Linked DNA regions of Homo sapiens: region 1 is linked to region 2. Evidence: read pairs that join two places in POLR2A ChIA-PET (ENCODE). Cell type or tissue: B cell. All regions are shown on one strand. Links, peaks and the distances in the headings refer to the core of each region. The heading gives the core; the rest is flanking DNA. Region 1 has its middle 140 kb from the start of MIR223HG. Region 2 has its middle 5.4 kb from the start of VSIG4.

Evidence for each region. ChIA-PET counts read pairs that join two places held together with the same protein. Peaks named below come from ENCODE experiments on the same cell type or tissue, not always from the same donor. Only the 100,000 strongest peaks of a DNase experiment are listed, where the experiment ranks them.
Region 1: POLR2A ChIA-PET joins it to region 2 with 10 read pairs; 1 of 35 experiments calls an interaction of 5 or more read pairs at or near these places.

What each region holds. Positions count from the first base shown.
Region 1 is chrX:65,869,239-65,874,622 of GRCh38, reverse strand. No RefSeq gene overlaps it. Among named protein-coding and RNA genes, the nearest start is that of MIR223HG, 140 kb to the left of the region's middle. In B cell, for the core only: no CTCF peak of the experiment used is centred there; a DNase peak (open chromatin) is centred at 2,632.
Region 2 is chrX:66,042,813-66,048,196 of GRCh38, reverse strand. No RefSeq gene overlaps it. Among named protein-coding and RNA genes, the nearest start is that of VSIG4, 5.4 kb to the right of the region's middle. RefSeq lists an enhancer at 1,526-1,575. In B cell, for the core only: no CTCF peak of the experiment used is centred there; a DNase peak (open chromatin) is centred at 1,126; H3K4me3 peaks cover 529 bases; H3K27ac peaks cover 2,157 bases.

The DNA.
Region 1 (5,384 bases), core at 227-5,226, 170 kb after region 2:
CTCTCTTTTTCTCTCCTCTGGACCTCCAACCCCAGTCTGTCTCCCCTGGGTTCCCCTAGCCCCTGCCCCTCTCTCTACAATGGCCCCAGTCTCACCTCTTCCCCTCTCTCAGCCTCCTCTCAGCCCAATTCAATACAGCTTTATTCTCTAGAGCCTTCTCTGCAGCCCCTGTCCCTGTCACTGTGCTGTTGGATTTACACCAGACTCTCTCCCCTCCCCTTTACAGCTCTCCCACAGCCCTTCCCCAGAGCGGTCTCAGGGCCAGAGGCTCTCCCCAGCCCAACTGGGACCAACACATTCCAGTCTGGTGCAGCAGGGTCCCAGGTGACTCATGCCCTTATTTAGCAGGCAAGGAGAAGCCTAGCTGGATGGCCAGAAGGCAGGCTACTGGGAAGTTTGAAACCCTTTAACAGAGCCAGCAGGCCGACCACATCATCTCTGGTCACTGAGCTGTTTCGTGACAGTCCAGGTTGCAGTCCAGGAGCAAGTTGTGCAGTCCAGGAGTAAGTTGTACAGTCCAGGAGCAGGCTGTGCAGCCGTGCTCCAACGCTGTAGGCCCTCTTCTCTCTCTCCCTCTCTCCTGATACCTAGGCCACACTCACTTCCTGGCCTTCCAGGCACTCCCACCAGTCGGGGCCACCGGGACTCTGGGCAGTAGGTTGCCAAAGAGAGCTTTGCAGCTGTGGCATCCCCACCAAAGCTCCAGCTGCAGGCACTGCAGATTTCTCACCTGCTGGAATTGCAACCCTGTGGTGCACACCTCCCCCATCCTTCGGGTGAAGGCGGCACAGGACAAGCCCTGCACTAGCCAGCCATGTCCCAGATCTGGTTAGCCAAGGCACGTGGACACCTGAAACAAGGATCCGAGCAAGGTAAGTAGTTGGGGCCGTAGGAAAGGAACAGGTGGCCATTGCGCTCTATGGCCACCAAGATGCATGCAAGGGTGTGGTGGGAGATAGGGCTGAGGGAGGGAGCACCTCAGGACCAACTCCACCCCTCATAGCTTGGAAGCCCTGCCAACATCCCACTTTCACACCCCAAACTTGGAGGTGTTGAAGCCACCACCAAGGTGCGAAAACCACTTTTTTCTTTCCTGCCACGCCGGGAGAGCGCCCTGCAGAGTCAGATCCTGAGAGAGTAGGCTGCCATGGGCCTCTGTAGAGCTGGAATTCTCCCTAGTCTGAGAGGTGCAGCCTGGGCAGAGACGCCTGAGCCCCCTCTCTAGAATGCAGGTGATGACTCCCTACCCTACCTAACACTCGGAGAGGGCAAGGATTTCCCTCTGCTCCATCCAGCTCCAAGAAGCTTTTCTCCACTAAGCCACAGTTTATTCATATGTCAAATGGGGATACCAAAATCCATGCACAGAGCTACTGTGAGGATTGCAGTCGGTAATGCATGTGAAAAAGCACAACACAGATTTTGGCAGACAGTGTGCACTCACTTTTACTTCTTTCCTCTTGACTCTCCAACCTTTAAATGATAGAATTCTGGCACATTTCCTGCGGGGTTGGATTCTGCACCACCTAAGCACAAATCATGCTGAATTAGCTACCTCAGCATCAGGCTTAGTAGGAAAGTGGGGGTTGGCAGACAAGGTCCAGAAAAAACAAACAAACAAAAAAAAAAACCAAAAAACAACACCAGAGAGGAGAAACCAAGGTGACTGAAGAAATTCAGGAAGAGAAAGAGGCCAAGAAAGTGGAAAGAGACACCAGCAGGGACATAGAATCTGAAAACAAAGTGGAGCTCTGGGGATTTGAACAGGGAAACTACAGGAAAAAAAATTAGACCCCAGAAAAAAATGGGTGAAGCCTCAGAGATCTAGAGAGGATACTAGAAAAACAGATGATGCCACAGGGACATAGGGGATAGGGAACTCCAAGAGACCAAGAAACCCCAGAAACCTAGGAAAGAGGTAAGATTACAGAAAATGGATGAAGCACCAGTGATACAGGGAAGGGTCTCAAAGAAACAGGACTGCAGAAAAGGCATAGAATCATGAGGAAGAAGAGAAGCGTTCCTAAGAGAACAGAAAACTGCAGAAGAATATTAGAAAGGTATTGTGCCAGGGATTTAGGTAGGGGAACATGGAAAAGAGAAAAGCCCACAGGTCTCAGATGGCAGATAGGAGGCAGGACTAGCTTGCAGCTCCCACTCAGACAGACAGAGCAGCATGTGAAGACTCACATCATGAACTTTTGCTCCAAGAACTACCGCAGGAACATACCAGGAAAACTGAGAGAATTCACAGACCCTCTGAAGGAACTGGAGCCACTGTAGGCTCCCTGAGATACCAAAAAACTGAGTCTACTTGCTTTCTCAGCAAGGATGCTGGTGGTCACTCGGTGCTGTTGGGGGTGGGTGTGCACAGTGGGAGTGAGACTGGCCTTTAGAACTGCAGGCTCCTTGGGAGCAAGGTGAGGCCTGTGACTGTCTGATTTCCCCTACTTCCCTGGTTACCAGTATGACTCAGCAGAGGCAGGCATAATTCCCCTGGGACTATAACTCCATTGTCCTGGGAACCACACAATCGCAGTGAGCCCTGCCCAAGGACAGTGTGAGCTCGAGTAGTCCTATCCCTGGCTCCACCTGGTGGTGTTTCTCTACCGGCCTTGGTTGACGAAGACAAAGGACATAATCTCTTGGGAGCTCTGTGGTCCTGCCCACCACCTGAGAAACCTGAATACTAAACCAGGCGACCCCAAGGCAAGTTTCTCTCTATACTTCTGCAGCTGATACACTCTTGAAAGCACTACCTCCTGGCTGGATGCCAACAAACAACCCTCCTAGATTAAAGCAGGAAGAAATAGGAACTCTGAACAGACCAATAACAGGCAATAGGAAAAGGATTCCGTATTTAATAAAATGTACTGGGAGAACTGGCTAGCCATATGCAGAAAATTGAAACTGGATCCCTTCCTTACACCTTATAAAAAAATTAACTCAAGATGGATTAAAGACTTAAATGTAAAACCCAAAACTATAAAAACCTTAGAAGAAAATCTAGGCCATACCATTCAGGACATAGGCATGGGGAAACACCAAAATGGCACATGTATACATATGTAACAAACCTGCACATTGCGCACATGTACCCTAAAACTTAAAGTATAATAATAATAAAATTTTTTAAAAAAAGAAAACGCCAAAAGCAAAAATTCACAAATGGTATCTAATTAAACTAAAGAGCTTCTGCACAGCAAAGAAACTATCACCACAGTGAACAGACCACTTACAGAATGGGAGAAAATTTTTGCAATCTATCCATATGACTGAGGTCTAATATCCAGAGTCTGCAAGGAACTTATACAAATTTACAAGAAAATAACAAGTAACCCCATTAAAAAGTGAGTAAAGAACATGAACAGATACTTCTTAAAAGAAGACATGTATGCATCCAACAAACATATGAAAAAAAGCTCAACATAACTGATCATTAGAGAAATGCAAATCAAAACCACAATGAGATACCATCTCATGCCAGTCAGACTGGTGATTATTAAAAAGACAAAAAAAAATTAGATGCTGGCAAGCCTGCGGAGAAATACTCTGTTGGTGGGAATGTAAATTAGTTCAACCATTGTGGAAGACAGTGTGGCGATTCCTCAAAGACCTAGAACTAGAAATACCACTTGAGCCATCAATCCCATTACTGGGTATATACCAAAAGGAATATAAATTATTCTATTATAATAGAATAATTATAATAATAATTATAATAGATACATGCATGTGTATGTTCATTGCAGCACTATTCACAACAGCAAAGACACGGAATTAACATAAATGCTCATCAATGATAGCCTGGATAAAGAAGATGTGGTACAAACACACTGTGGAATATTATGCAGCCATAAAAAGGAATGAGATCATGCCCTTTGCAGGGACATGGATAGAGCTGGAAGCCATTATCCTTAGCAAACTAACGCCAGAAACAGAAAACCAAGTACTGCGTGTCCTCACTTATAAGTGGGAGCTGAATGATGAGAACACATGGACACAAGTGGGGAATGACATACACTGGGGCATTTCAGAGGGTGGGGGGTTGGAGGAGGGAGATCATCAGGAAGAATAGCTAACGGATGCTGGGTTTAATACCTAGGTGTGGGCTGATCTGTACAGCAAACTACTGTAGCACACATATACCTATGTAACAAACCTGTACATCCTGCACATGTACCCCTGAACTTAAAATAAAAGTTGGAAATAAAAAAAAAAACAAGGAAATCCTTTTTTGTCCCTAGGTCACAAATACATTTTCCTAATTTTTTTTAATTAACTTTACAAATTTTTACTAACTTTACATGTTTCATCTTTAATATTTAGATGTTTAATCAATTTTGAATCCATCCTTGTATGTAGTGTTAGCCAGGGATTCAGTTTTATTTTTCTTAATATAGTGAGCCAGTTTTTCCAACATTATCTACTAAATAATCCATTCTGTCCCGATTAATTTTTGGTGGAACCTTTATTGTATATTAGGTTTTCATTTATACTGATTTTTTTTCTTACTTGTCTGCTTCCTTCAAATGAGAAGATCTACTTGACAGCAGGGACTGTCTGACTTGTATGCTCAGGACATAGCACAGTGCGTAATGCATAGCGAGTGCTCCATGAATATTTCCTGATTGAAATAATAAATAAATGCAGCAACCATAATATTTTTTCTGAGCCTATTAATTGACCGCAACTTGGGATAAAATATTTTCAACTTTAAAGTGAACATTTATGTTTCATGTATTTTGCAATAGCCCATTAAAAAATGGCCCCATTCTCTCCTTTCAGCTAGCTTGTGATCTGAGGAAGAGCACACAATGAAGAAAATAAAGTAATTCATCATTATTTTATTTTCTGAACATCTCCCATGTGCAAAGCCTTGTGCGAGGTATTTTACATGCATTATCTCATTTAATTAAAATCGAGTTGTAAAAATTAGAATGTGTCCAAGGGCATTTATGTCTCTAATAAATTGAGTTTTGAAATGACATATGATATGAATTTTGTTGTGATGAGCATTGGTTTTCAAAATTTTTAGCAGCTGATTAATTTTTATCTTTTAACAAACCCTTAACCAATAGATGAAACAACCAAAAGAGTTACATGGATTCCTCCAGCCATTTACATTTTTGCTGCTAGGTCAGTTGTGAGACAACCCCCCTGCCCTGCCACCAGAAGCCTCAGCTTCTGAGCAGCACAGCATGAAAATCACTGCAGTGAGCAAGAAAGAACTGTAGGTTCCAATGCTTCACAAAACTAAAGTATTAAGACAGGCCACTTTTACTACTTTTCTCCATTTTCTGATTCCTTGCTGCATTCCAGAACAGGGTTCTTTCTTCAAACCCTGGATTCCAGTGTCTTCTGTCTATCTCTAATATGTTTGT
Region 2 (5,384 bases), core at 300-5,299:
TATGGGCATGGATGCCTTGAAATCCTCCAGATAGTATGTGCTTAGGGAAAGCAAACATAAGATTAGTACAGCAGAAATGTTATTACATTTTTTGTATTACATGCATTTGGGTATAGCATAGGTCAAATCCTGTCCTGAAGAAAACAGCTGCCTCACATCTGGGGTCTGCAGTCTAGCAAACTAGTCAAGGCTAGAGATGCTAAAAATGAAGTTATTCAACTGTACAAAAGTCGTCCTGCTTCACCCTGAACTTCCATTTGGAACAACCTCCTTATTTGCTCTTAATTCTTCCTATAAAAGACCTACACTGATGGTGTGCATAGTCCCAGGTACTCAGGAGGCTGAGGGAGGAGGATTGCTGAGCCTAGGAGTTTGAGGCTGGAGTGAGCGGTGGTCATGACACTGCACTCCAGCCTGGGAAAAAGAGGGAGGTTCTGTCTCAAAAAAAAAAAAATGGAAAAGGAAAAAGACCTACCCAATCCTCAAAGTATACTGGAAATGCCATGACCTACCCCCTCAAAGCCTTTCCTGACTCTGAGGGGAATTTGGATCTTTGTTTCCTTGTAGTTTTATATTAGTTTAACCTCCTAGGATAGTACCTTCTACATTCAATTTGGTTATACCTAACAGACGGAACCTGACACATATGAGTCCCTTGGCTGGGCCTAGAGTTACAGAGATAAAACTCATAGTACAAGAGTCAGTATTGGATAGTGGTAGCCAGAACATGGACTCTATCCTTAAACCGTATAGGTTCAATTCCCAGCTCCATTTCAAATTAAATTTGGAGCCCAGGCCTTGAGCCTTACACGCTTTGTAAAATGTGAATAAATTAGTACCTTTCTCATAAAGCTACTATGAAGGAATGAAGGAGAAAATTTTTGTAAGGTCCCTAACACAAGCCTGACATACACAGTAAGTACTCGAGTCTTTTGATGAAATTAATTGGATTTAAATTGAAAGTCCATTTAAGAGGAACCAGGAAAAAGGCTTGCAGGCTTAGCCTACCAGGGATCTTCCTAGGCTGTTGTTTGTTGAACTCTCCAAGTCAGTAGGTAGAGTGGGTGGAAGTAGGAAAATGACAAAATTTTTTCAGTTTATGTATCACATCCACCCACTCACAGCCACAACTGTCTCACTTCCTCTTTTTCTGTCACCTTAAAAACCAGAGCTCAAAAAACACTGCTTCTTATTGTTCAATCAAAAATAAGGGCGGTGGCATATAGTTTATTTTTTGTTTGTTTTCCATTCTGCATGCATGCATGTAACCAATGGATCCCAGCTTGATTTTCAAGTACACTCTTGGTTGTTTTAGTTGACTGATTAATACTATTAGCTTTTCACTTCAGAGAGAGCAACTAGGGCTCAGTAAGGACAAAGCAGCTCCACTCTGTCCAGTCTAGAAATGGCCTCTCCCAAATGCATTTTTGAGGGTAATTTCTTAGAACCTGCATAATTAGAGGATGTAGCAGCACGAGTGGCAGTGTGATGTAAATAAAGGTAGTCTGGGTTCTAGTCCTACCTCTGCCACTGATCTTCACTGTGTATCATTAAACACATTCTATTCCATCACTAAGCTTCATGTTTTTCCCCTGTGAAGTCAAGGCGAAGGAGGAGGACTCATTGTGGTCTCAAAGGGTCCTGTAGGCTCTGACTTTCTGTGATTTTAAGTATGGATCTAGAATTGGTGGTGAAGGAGAGAGTTGAGTGCCACATAGAACTCTCAGCTCTCCATCCTTAGATACCTGCTTCTTTCTGCACTTTCCTATACTGAGGGATATGACAATCTCCCATGGCTTCACCATCACATGTCTTTGAATGATTGTCAAAGTTCTCCCTCTAGGCATGATCTCCCCTGAACTCCAGTCCTACCTTCTTCACCCTATGAGGACATCTCACTGCAGGAGTCCCATCATCTCTGTTTCCACATGGCTAATCCCAAACTGTCTTCTGCTAAAAATAACCCCTCCCCTTGAACACTTTCTGAGCTCTGTTTATGGCCTTATTGTTGCCCAGGACAGCCATATCTACAACATGAGTAGTATTTATGCTTTCCACTTAGCCATGATTCACTCTGCCACATAACCAAAACCTAGTCACTCTTCTTTCCACAGTCTCTGGCATCCACCCCTTATACTCTGATTTCACTGTCACTGTCCTGCATTTACTCATTTGTTGCAAATCCAGACTGGTACCCCTGCTTCTACTCTTGCTCATCTATATTCTACAATAGAGAAGTAAGGGCAATCCTTTTAAAACACAAATAAGATTGTCTCATCCTCCTGTTCAGATCCCTCCAATTGTTCCTTATCTCAGAATAAAAGTTAAAATCATTTAAATGCCCTACAAGAACCTGCATAATATACTCTCCCTCACCCTTTTCCGTTCCCATCTTATCTTCTCCCAATTTTCTCCTTCACTCCCTCTGCTCCAAACCCACCTCTTTGAACATTCTAGGCATGTTCTTGCCTCAAAGTCTTTGCGCTTGCAGTCCTCCATGCCTGGAATTATCTTTCCTCAGATATCTGCTAAGCCTACTCTCATATTTCATTCAGGTTTGTTCAAATATTATTTCCTCTGAGAATACATGCTATCTCGTTACTCTCTGTATTAGTGTTACATCACTGTCATAACAAATTAGAACAACTTTACTGGCTTAAAGCAACATAAATTAACCATCATACAGTCCTGGAGGTCAGAAGTCTGCCATGAATCATATTGAGCTACAATGAAGATGTCAGAGGACTGCATTCCTTTCTCTAGGGTCTAGGGCAGAATCCATTTATTTGTTCTCTCAAGCTTCTAGAGGCCACCCCTTTTCCTTGACACATGTTTTCCCTTCCTCCATCTTCAAAGTTAGCAGTGTTACACCTATTTGTGCCTTTCTCCCATAGTCACATTTCCCCCTACCTAACTGACTCCTCTGCCTCCCTTTTCCACTTTTAAGGACTCTTGTGATTGCAGTGGACCCACCTGGGTAATCCAAAATAATCTCCCTATGTTAAGGTCAATTGATTTGCAACCTTAACTCCATCTGCAAATTTAATTCTCCTTTGCCATGTAACCTAACTTATTCACAGGTTCTGGGGATTAGTATACGGACATCTTTGGGGGTTTAGTACTCTGCCTATCACACTCTTACACTGTCTATCCCATAGCTCTGCTTTATTTTACTTCATGGTACTCATCAACATTTGACATATTATATACAATATACATATTTGTTAGCTAGATAGACATAATCAAGAAAATCAAATCTTTCTATGAAGCTTGTTAAAATATTTCCCCTTCCCCAAGACAATCATTTTCAACTTTGTTAGCTGTTTTTTTTTTTTTTTTTTGGCCAGTGTTTGACTTCATATCTCTGAATAACATGCTCATATTGCTATTGTTATTCTTAAAAATCTAGCTCTAATTCACTCCCTCACCTCTATTCACCCAAGTCCTGCACATACATATATGAGTATTTCCTGTCTTCATATTCCACAACTTATTATTAATAAATAAATTATTTATAGACAATGTTGGTGGTGAGAGCAAGATTCAGTGTTTATGTTACTGGTATATCATGGCTGAGCCATATAATATATAATTATATAATGATTGATTTTCCTTTTGATATTTGCTTGGTTGTTTTTTAAACTTTTTTCTTTCTATTAAAATTTAAGTTTCATGTCTGTTTCTTTATTACTATATCCCCCAGGACCTAGAACAGTGTCAGAAACATCAAAAGTGCATTATATGCATTTATTCAATACCTATTATATGCCTGGTCTTACGTCTAGGGTCTTGTAAATATCTTCATCATGGCTTCTTTCAAACTACCAACACAATGTCACTAAACACAGAGTTAGGAATAAATTCACACAATCAGCTCTTAGAATTTAAGTTGTCTCTAGTACACCATTGGTTGAAATCCAGTCACCTAAATTTCTGTCTATTCCCTTCCTCTTCCCTGCTACAGAACTCCTAGGGATCCCCAGAACATAGGTTGAAAATCCATGGGTGAATATGACACCTTTAGAGTATAGATGGGAACACTGAGGCCTAGAGAGGTGAATGAACCCGGGTCTCCTAATGCCCATTCCCATGCTCTTTCCACTGCATTATACAACCAATAGTCTAATTAGTCTCTCAGTTTTCTGCTTCCAATTTCCCCATCCTATTCCATTGATATTCTGCAAACAGATTTGGTCCTAAGAAGCTGCTTTCAACCGCAGCAGGCCCCCGTTTCACCATAGAAGTTTCTACGGCTCCCATAGAAGTCTTTAAGATCAAGTCTAGGCATTTTGGCCTTATTTTCAATACCCTCCACAATCTGGCTTAGCTTTTTCTTCTCCTGCCTTTCTAAATATACACCAAGCTAAAGTCCAACTGACTCTCCCTGTTCATCAGAATCATTCTTGCCTTTGATTGCCTCTGGACTTTGGCTCTTTCTCTACCACTTACCTGGAATTTTTCCCCATCCTCTTTGCCTATCCAATGCTAACCAAATCTCACATCCCAGCCCACACTCCAGCTCCTCTAGAAAGCTTTCCTAAACCACTGAAGTCCATAGGGATTGCTACCACTTCTCAACTCCCATTGTACAAAACAGTTTCTGCCATTCCTTTGTCCCTTAATATGTAAGGCCTGTTATTGTTAGTTTTCTTCTAAACCCTCATGTTTATCTTTCTATGTATTTTTAGGTTGATGTTTATATGTGTATTTCTCTGTATATGTATGTTATATCTGTGTTTTTATTTAAGTGTTCATATGTTTATATGCATGTATTATCTACCTATGTCCTGCTTAAGTGTATGAATCTGTGTTTCATTGCTTGTTTTCTCATGTCTATGTGCAGGTCTATGTGTATTTGTGTGTTTGCATGCATATTTTGTGTGTCTGTGCTTACATGTCTCTGTGTGTATATTTTGTGTGTTGTACATCAATGTGCTCACGTTTGTGCTTAAGGCCATATTATATACATATGTATAGCTATACACAAATGTGTGACCATATGTATCTGTGCATTTATGTTTATTTGTAGTACTTATAGGGGTGTGTGTGTGTGTGTGTGTGTGTGTGTGTGTGTGTGTCCTTGAGCAGGGCCTGTGTGGATTTACTCTTTGTACCACTGCTTCCCTCCAACTCAGTAAGCCCAAGGTGCACATACACACAGGAGGGTCTCAGATAATGTTTACACATTGATAAATTTCTCCAACCTGACCTTTCAACCTTTGTCTAGAAAGGTGGGCTATGGGGGTAGAAATAGACACAGAGCCACAGTGACCTCTGAATATTGGGCCTCAAAGGGTGTGAGTCATTTTCTCTGCTGCTCACCCACATTCTGTGAACTCCTACCACATGCACAGTATCATCTCATGAAGCACTGAGCTTGAAAA